2 separate regions of the Homo sapiens genome follow, and region 2 is linked to region 1. A link is an interaction called in ENCODE POLR2A ChIA-PET data of the cell type or tissue named here. Cell type or tissue: Panc1. All regions are shown on one strand. Each heading gives the region's core, and the rest is flanking DNA. Links, peaks and the distances in the headings are about the cores only. Region 1 holds the start of NENF (neudesin neurotrophic factor). Region 2 overlaps DTL (denticleless E3 ubiquitin protein ligase adapter).

What was found. ChIA-PET counts read pairs that join two places held together with the same protein. Peaks named below come from ENCODE experiments on the same cell type or tissue, not always from the same donor. Only the 100,000 strongest peaks of a DNase experiment are listed, where the experiment ranks them.
Region 2: POLR2A ChIA-PET joins it to region 1 with 5 read pairs; 5 of 35 experiments call an interaction of 5 or more read pairs at or near these places.

The regions. Positions count from the first base shown.
Region 1 is chr1:212,430,668-212,435,061 of GRCh38, forward strand. NENF (neudesin neurotrophic factor) reads left to right here and starts at 2,253. Exons shown (of 4, transcript NM_013349.5): 1 at 2,253-2,453. The coding sequence starts at 2,277. It overlaps LOC105372906 (a long non-coding RNA gene), which reads right to left and starts at 2,150. Exons shown (of 3, transcript XR_922577.4): 1 at 1,958-2,150; 2 at 1,074-1,177. RefSeq lists a cis regulatory region at 328-615, a silencer at 2,039-2,598 and an enhancer at 2,759-2,848. In Panc1, for the core only: no CTCF peak of the experiment used is centred there; a DNase peak (open chromatin) is centred at 2,074; H3K4me3 peaks cover 2,364 bases; H3K27ac peaks cover 1,284 bases.
Region 2 is chr1:212,062,992-212,067,385 of GRCh38, forward strand. It overlaps DTL (denticleless E3 ubiquitin protein ligase adapter), which reads left to right. Exons shown (of 15, transcript NM_016448.4): 7 at 1,926-2,038; 8 at 3,821-3,894. Among named protein-coding and RNA genes, the nearest start is that of MIR3122, 12 kb to the right of the region's middle. In Panc1, for the core only: a CTCF peak has its summit at 305; no DNase peak of the experiment used is centred there.

The sequences.
Region 1 (4,394 bases), core at 321-4,320:
CCCACATCTCTGCCATTGACACGCTGTCAGTTGACCCCATATCAGCTTGGTTCTAACAACTGCCTAGTCCTTGGGAAACTTTTTTTGTTTAGCATGCTTGGGATAATTCTATTCATTCTGTTTTGTGCTGTGGAATATACTGCATTGTACTTTTTATGTAGGAATAAGAGTTAAGCTTATTCAATGCTTCTTTAAATTTAACACGTTAATTTTCTAGATTTCACCTTTTTCTGGGACTTAGAATTATGTATGATTGGTCCTCACTATACAGATGCTTTCTGACTGGCTAGCTCTCTACTTTGGGCAAAGGGATCCTAATGGTTAGGCAGGAATATCATCGCTTCTGTTCAGCTTGAAGTTACTGAAGATGGATCTCTGTCCCCCTGCACCCCTTAGGATTAAAGGTCTCCTTGTAAAAAGGAGGAGGGAATTATGTCAGAAGTGTCCTAACCAGAGTGATTCCATCTTGAATAAAGGTCAGATAAAGCCAAACCTGCTGGGCGACTTTCCCAGGAAGATAGGCACTCTTCACAAGATGTTTATGGTTGAGGAAATGAGATAATGGAAAAAGGCATTCTTAGTTTAAAAATGAGTTTCACTTTAAAGATAACAGTACACCCATAAATTCTCCCTGAAGTCAATAGTTACACAAGAGAATAACAATACTAATAGTCTGTAACAAGCTGATCATAGGCTTTTGTAATGAAGTACGCTAGTTTTAGCCCTATAAAAGCAAGCATTACATTGAAGGCAGAGGTGCTCCTATATAAACAATACTTGCTTAGTACTACTTCAAAGCAAGGATACTACTCAGAAACACAGTAGTACTATTATTAGAAATGGAGTAGTTTCTAATGAACTATTTTAACTACTATGCTCTGCGACTTGCCCTGATTCTTTGCCGTGGACGTCTAAGAACCTGCTCTTGGGTCTGGAATGAGACCCTTTTTCTGTTAATTCCTCTATTCCAGTCTTGAAAGTAAAAGCCAGTCTTGAAAATAACCTGTGAAGCCCCCAAGATCCACCCCCACTCCCTTACCCGCTTCCTTCCTGACTTCACCTACCCCTCTTACCTTCCCTTGATCCTCCAGCAAGCCGGGCATCCTCATTCCTCCGCATTTATGCACCTGATCCTTTGACCAAAGTGCTCTTCCCTCTAGACCGCCTCCTTCGCCTCCTGTAGATTTTTATGCAAATACCCTGTTCTCAGTGAGGCCTTCCCTAACCTGCCTATTTAAAATGACCATCCCCATAACCGGGCACCGTTCCTCACACCTGTAATCCCAGCACTTTGGGTGGATGAGGTGGATGGTTCACTTGAGGCCAGGAGTTCGAGACCAGCCTGGCCAGCATATAGTGAAACCTCATCTCGACTAAAAATTAAAAAAAAAAAAAATTAGCCAGGCGTGGTGGTGGGTGCCTGTAATCCCAACTACTCTGGTGGCTGAGGCAGGAGAATCACTTGAACCCGGAAGGTGGAGGTTGCAGTGGGCCGAGATGGCGCCACTGCACTCCAGCGTAGGCGACAGACTCCGTCTCAAAAATAAATAAATACATAACAATAAAATAAAATAAAATGTCCATCCCAGTGCTCCCTATCTCTTTGCCCTACTTTTTCTCCCTAGTATTTACCACCATCTAACATACTACTTAGCATCTTATTGTCTATCTGCCCACACAATGTAAGCTTCACGTGGGCGTGGATCTGTCTTGTTCAGTGGTGAGTCCCCAGTGACCTGGTACATGGAGGTACTCAAAAATATTTGTTGCATAAAGTAATGAGCAAAGTTTGGCACAAATGTTAGCTATTATTATTTCAGGGCGTATCGGTAACAGCACCCTACCCTTTGCAAAAATCTCCTTGGGAACCAGAAACTTAAACACAACCAGGAAGAAAAAAAATCAGCCAAAAATAAAAGCGAATTAAGACAGTTGGGGTCTTATTTTAGAAATATACCTTTCTAGGTTCTGGTATGTTGGGCTCTGTCATCTTTCTACCTGATCAAGGAACCACTGTGACATTTTTTGGTAACTTCCAGTCTGTAGTTTGGATTTAGGAGTTCAGGATTCCAATCCTAATTTCCAGGTTCCAGCTGCGTGGCCCGAGTAGCCCGGCCAGCCCCACCCCGGGGCGCAGGAGGCGCGCGAAGGGCGGGAGTTCTCGGGTCCCCGCCCTCGGGGAGGCTCTGGGCGCGGGGCGGGACTCCGGGACGCTGGGCGGGCGTGCTAGGGCCCCGCCGCCCTGGCCCGGCCTTGCCTTGCGCTGCGCGCTCACCATGGTGGGCCCCGCGCCGCGGCGGCGGCTGCGGCCGCTGGCAGCGCTGGCCCTGGTCCTGGCGCTGGCCCCGGGGCTGCCCACAGCCCGGGCCGGGCAGACACCGCGCCCTGCCGAGCGGGGGCCCCCAGTGCGGCTTTTCACCGAGGAGGAGCTGGCCCGCTATGGCGGGGAGGAGGTAGGCGGGGGTGTCGCGGGCCGAGGGACCCGGGGTGGCGTCCGATCTGCGGCGAGCCGAGCGGGGACCCAGGAGGCGCCGGCGGCCCAGGAAGCTCTGGGGGACGCGCGGCCCGCGGCGGGCGCCCTGGGCCGGCGGGGGGCCTCCTCTCTCTAGGCCCCGAAGGATGGCCGAGGGGTGAGGACGAGTCCTCAACAGTCGGAGCGCTCCGCTTTGCCCGCACACCCCACCCTGAACTTCTCCCTCGGTCCCCGGGAGATTTCCCCTCTAGCCGCCTTTTCGTTGATGATCTGCGTACAGACCTCAGAACTTTTTGGTTTTCATGTTAGCATCAGCCGAGGCGTTTACTGTGCCCACGCATAGTGGGGAGTGGCGGGGGACGGAGGGAGGGAAGCAGAGCCTGCTCCCTGGGTTAGGTGGGAATTGAGACAGGTCCTGGGATAAGCCAGTCTTTGCCTGCACTTCCTTTTCCTGCCCCTGTATCCCAGGCCTCTGCATCGGACTCCTCAAACCCACTTTTAGGTCATGTACCCCTGGGGCTCAGCCAAAGCTGGAAGTGAGCGCAGAGGGTGGACTGGAGGTTAGAGACCCCCACAACCCCCCCGCCACACGTCAATAGAGACCCCCCCGCCCACACACACCCACACACGTCAATAGTCTAGAGGCGTCCAGAAAACTCACAACCACCTGCCCACCTGGGTTGGTTGGGACTGGAGCCGCACGACAAGGACCAACAGGGGGCTGATATTAGATGTGGAGCGGGGGAACGGCATTGGGGGGAGGTCATAGTACCATAGTATTTCAGAGCTGGCAGGAACCCATCTCCTGCTTTTACACATAAGGAAACTGAGGCCTGCCACCTGTTAGTGGTAGAGCAGGAAGAGGCCTGATGTTTTTCAAAACCCTCTGGCCTGGTCTCGCTAATTCCTGAGTTAATTGGCCTTATATGGACTAGGATTGCATGGGGGTATCAGAAACCTGGCCCTTAGTCAGTGATGCCAGTTTGGGCATCATTTGTGAAGGGGCCATTTAGAACCATGAGTCAGTGAGGACACCGAGGGAGGGAGACATGGCTGGGATGTGAGGATGTTAAGGGATGCCTTTTTGCCGGTAGCAGAGGGAACCAGATGGTTCAGAGTCCAGGCATCCGTGCAGAAAAGAATTAACATGGCAGGCCTGCTCTCCTTAGAAAAGCCTACTTGCAAGGGTGGGACTTGTCTAGTGTCTGGATTTCTCACCCTTCCCTACCCAATAACGGTGGACTCACTTGCCTAGGCCGTATATACAGATGGTGTGGTTAGTATTGAACACTGTATATGCTAGGCAGAGGGTGCCCCATGTGACCAGCCCCCAGTGAAAACCTTGGGTGCTGAGTCTAATGGGCATCTCTAGCAGAGGAATGTTCTGCCAGAAGAATGGCACATACTGTCAAGTTTTGTTGCTGGGGGAAGAGTGTGCTCTTCCTCATGGGAGGGAGAGAGCATAGGAAACCTGCACATAGATTCCCCTAGATTCTCCCTCTGTGTTTTTCCTTCCCAGCTGTGAGTAGAACTATATGCTGGGTTCTTGGAATCTTCCTTCTAGGGACTCTCCAACTGACCCGATGATCTTTGGGACCACTGGCACAAGAATCTAAGGAAAGAGAGAGTTCACCACTGAGGTTACAGCAAGAGTGCCAGAACTGCAAGATGAGGACTGAGAAAAGACCCTTGGTTTTTTGATGTTGATGTTATAGATTGAAATTTAACTGAGAGAGAGAGGACCTTGAGATGGAAACAGGGGTAGGAAACAATTGTTTTGGGAGTGGAGCCTGAGGATCTCTGTAGGTGGAAGGAAGGAGCCAGAGAGAGGAGGGGAGCGAGGGACGAGAGAGGCAGTTGAGTGCAGTGGGTTCAAGCTGTGCTGCGCTGTTGTTTGACCTAGATTGTTCTGGTCTATGCC
Region 2 (4,394 bases), core at 298-4,297, 370 kb before region 1:
CTGTACTTAATTTTGAGTGAAAGAGTTAGTGATTTCATCTGATTACCACCAGGGGGCATGTACTCATAATTTCCCATTTCTGCTCACTGTTCCAGATCTCAGGATCTTCACTGAGTGTCCTGAGTGATAAATACATGAGTGTCACTGTTACAAGTATTACACTCATGTATTTATCTCATATTGTCTTCTGAATTATAATGCCATTTACCCACATTATTGATGGACTTAAAAATATTAATACGCAGCCTCACTGGTAAATGTCTTTATTTTGGTTTTTAAGAATTTTTTTTATTTTATTATTATTATTTTTTTTTTTTTTGAGATGGAGTCTCTGTCACCCAGGCTGGAGTGCAGTGGCGTGAACTTGGCTCACTGCACTCCCCACCCGCTGGGTTCCAGCAATTCCTCTAGCTCAGCCTCCTGAGTAGCTGGGATTACAGCCACCCGCCACCATGCCTGGCTAATTTTTGTATTTTTTTAATAGAAATGGGGTTTCACTATGTTGGCCAGGCTGGTCTCAAACTCCTGACCTCAAGTGATCTGCCCACCCTGGCCTCCCAAAGTGCTGAAATTACAGGCGTGAGTCACCAGGCCCAGCCTGATTTTAAAGAATTAGATTGAATTAAACATAAGCTCATGGTTGTCTCATGATGCTATTAAGCAGACGATGATTATCTCACTGTTCACTTTTAGTTAATTTATTAAAATTTTTTTTTGTGTCTGCATTTTAAAAAATTGGTAACATAGTTCTACATATTTTCAGGGGTATATGTGATATCTTGATACATATATAGAACATGAAATGATCAAATCAGGATAATTGGGATATCCATCACCTCAAACATTTATCTTTTCTTTGTGTTGGGAACATTACAATTCTTCTCTTCTGGTTTTTTGTTTCTTGTTTTTTTTTTTTTTGGAGACGGAGTCTCACTCTGTCACCCAGGCTGGAGTGCAGTGGCGTGATCTCATCTCGCTGCAACCTCCGCCTCCTGGGTTCAAGTAATTCTCCTACCTCAGCCTCTCAAGTAGCTGGGATTACAGGTGCATGCCACCACTCCCAGCTAGTTATGTATTTTTAGTACAGACAGGATTTCACCATGTTGGCCAGGCTGATCTGGAACTCCTGACCTCAGGCAATCTGCCTGCCTCAGCCTCCCATTCTTCTAGCTATTTTGAAATAAATAATAAAATTATTTAGAAAAATTTTAATAAACCTTATTTTGTAGAGCAGTTTTAGGTTCACAGCAAAACTGAGCAGAAAGTACAGAGAGTTCCCATATAGCCCCTGCCCTGCCCACACACAGACTTCCCCACTGACAACATCCTGTGCCTGAGTGGTACATTTGTTATAATCAGTTAACCTATGTCAACACATGCTGTCACTCAGAGTTTATAATTTACATCAGTGTTATATATTCTTAGTATTACACATTCTGTGGATATTGACAAATGTGTAATGACGTGCGTCCACCATTGTAGCATCATACACAATAGTTTCACTACTCTAGAAATCCTCTGTGCTCCAGTTATTCATCCCTACCTCCCTCTAAGCCCTGGCAACCACTGATCTTATTACTTCCCCCAGTCACATTTCCTCCATGTCATTTTATGGCTTTATCAAGCTCATTTCTTTCCAGTGCTGAATAATATTCCATTGTCTGGATGAACCAAAGTTTATCCATTCACCTACTGAAGGACATCTTGGTTGTTTCCAAGTTTTGGCAATTATTAAAGCTGTTATAAACATCTCTCCCTTTTTATACATTATAGTCTCACCACAGGAGATGTAGTGCAGCTGGCTCTGCTGGCTTCTAATTTCACCAACTTGGTCAAAAATTACTTAATATTGAAGTTTTATTTACACATGTTATATTCAGCATGTAAGAATCCTGAAACCTAAATTTCCTTGGAATATCTTTCAGATGGGTTTTATAGGCAAGTGAATCAAATCAGTGGAGCTCACAATACCTCAGACAAGCAAACCCCTTCAAAACCCAAGAAGAAACAGAATTCAAAAGGACTTGCTCCTTCTGTGGTAAGGTTTTACAGATGTATACATGTGTGCAGATCTTATCTGTAGGATAGAATAAATGGGAGGCTATTGATTAAGTGAATGAGAATCTTCATGATTCTCATTTGATATCAGTGGTTTATTGCTTATTCAGTACCTACATTTGTGGTTCTCAAATTTTAATTTTTGGTTCTTCTGAATTATAATGCCATTTACCTATATTATTGATGGAATTAAAATATATGTAGCCTCGTTGATAAATATCTTTAAATTTATTTTGGTTTTAAAGAATTAGATTGAATTAAACATAAGATGTTGTCTCATGCCATTAAGCAGAAAGTGGTTTTTTTTTTTACAATTTCAATATCTACATTTTAAAAAATTGATAACATAATTTTACATATTTTGGGGGGTACACTATGTATAATGATCAAATCAGGGTAATTGAGATAGCCATCACTTCAAATACTGTGTGCATCAGAGTTGCCTGAGGCACATGTTGAAAATTCACCTTACTCATCCCTAAAAATCTCTCTACACACACAGACACAAACACACACACACAAACACACCCCTATAGTATAGTGGAATTCATTAGGAAAAGTGGGGGAGGAGTAGTTTGAAGAAGCATATTAAGTACTGTGATGCAGTTTTCTAAGGGGAAAGAATACCTGTTGTTTTCGTAATACAAACTACAGAAAAATATGTTTTTTGTTTTGAGACAGAGTCTCGCTCTGTCACCCAGGCTGGAGTGCAGTGGCGCAATCTTGGCTCACTGCAAGCACCGCCTCCCAGGTTCACACCATTCTCCTGCCTCAGCCTCCCAAGTAGCTGGGACTACAGGTGCCCACCACCACGCCCAGCTAATTTTTTGTTTTTTTAGTAGAGACGGGGTTTCACCGTGTTAGCCAGGATAGCCTCAATCTCCTGACCTCGTGAGCCTCCCAAAGTGCTGGGATTACCGATGTGAGCCACCACGCCTGGCCAGCTTATTTTTAAGCATTTGACAAAATATTGTTAAATATATTGAGAAACACATGGGTAGAACATAGTACCACTCTAATAACTTACAGTCAGAGCTCAAACAATGCCCATAATATATCCTTTTTCTTTAAAAAATTGCCCTTTTTCTCACTTTAATGTAATTTTTTTTTCATATTCCTGGTGTGTAGGGTACAAGTTAATATTTTGGGGGAAGTATGACTGCTAAGACATTAAGACTTAAAACTATACACCGTGAACAGGACACAAGCATGAATGGAAGCAGATAGTAGAGGCCATATGAAGTTAAAACGAGTAGCATTTCAGACATTTAATCTGGTTCTGAGCCAAGATAACTTGTTAAGTAATAGCAATTAGGAGGTACGACTCCACTGGGCCTCTTTTTCAGGGCATGAAATAATCTTTTATTCATAATTCTTTTGATACTCCTATATGATAATCTAGGTAGACAGCAACATTTTAGAGATTAAACTGGCACAAGAAAGTTAAATAAGTTTCCTAAGGATACACACAGCATATTAGTAGGGCTGAGTCTAAGTAGATGCAGTAGGCTCAGACGAGCAAAATCTTTTAGTCACCAGTTTGTTTTTTGAGTATAAGTTGAAATATTAACACTGTATACTAAAACTTAATGATCCTTGCTAAAATTACCTCTTGGTCAGCATATATATCTGATCGAGATCATTAGACAAGACTTCATCTAAGTCAGTCTGGGGAGAAAAGTCGTTTTTTAGCACCTTGTTCCCTTGATGGTAAAGATTATGATGCCCAAGATAGAATCTTCTTCTTTTCTTGTGCTATCAGGATTTCCAGCAAAGTGTTACTGTGGTCCTCTTTCAAGACGAGAATACCTTAGTCTCAGCAGGAGCTGTGGATGGGTAAGAGTCTATTTCTTTTTTCTTCCGACGAGATCTTTTTTATGAGATTGTGATGAGGCAGTCACATAGTCTCATTATAATTGAATGTGTGTGCTTTCAACTGTCAACATAGCAAGTACCCCAACTGAGGAAAGGAGCTATAGATCACATTGGAAAATACCTAGTTGAAGGACTCTTGCTGGATAATTAAATGAAAGAATACATGTGTCACGCTTAGCACATTGTCTAGCACATAAGAGCAGTGGTAGCTGCTGTTGCTATCTTAGAAAAGAAGCTGGCTGGGTAGCTTGCTTGCCTTATGCAATATAATTTAGTCACTAATTCTCATTTTGAAGAGTAAAATTTCTGTTACTTTGGGTTTTGTCTTTTTCAGGTTTAAGAATATCCTAAAAGAAGAAATCTGATTCTGGGGATGTAATTGACATTTCTGGGAGTAATCTAACTAGATTGATGATAGTAAGGTCTAATGACTTTCACATACCTGTCATCCATGATTAGTC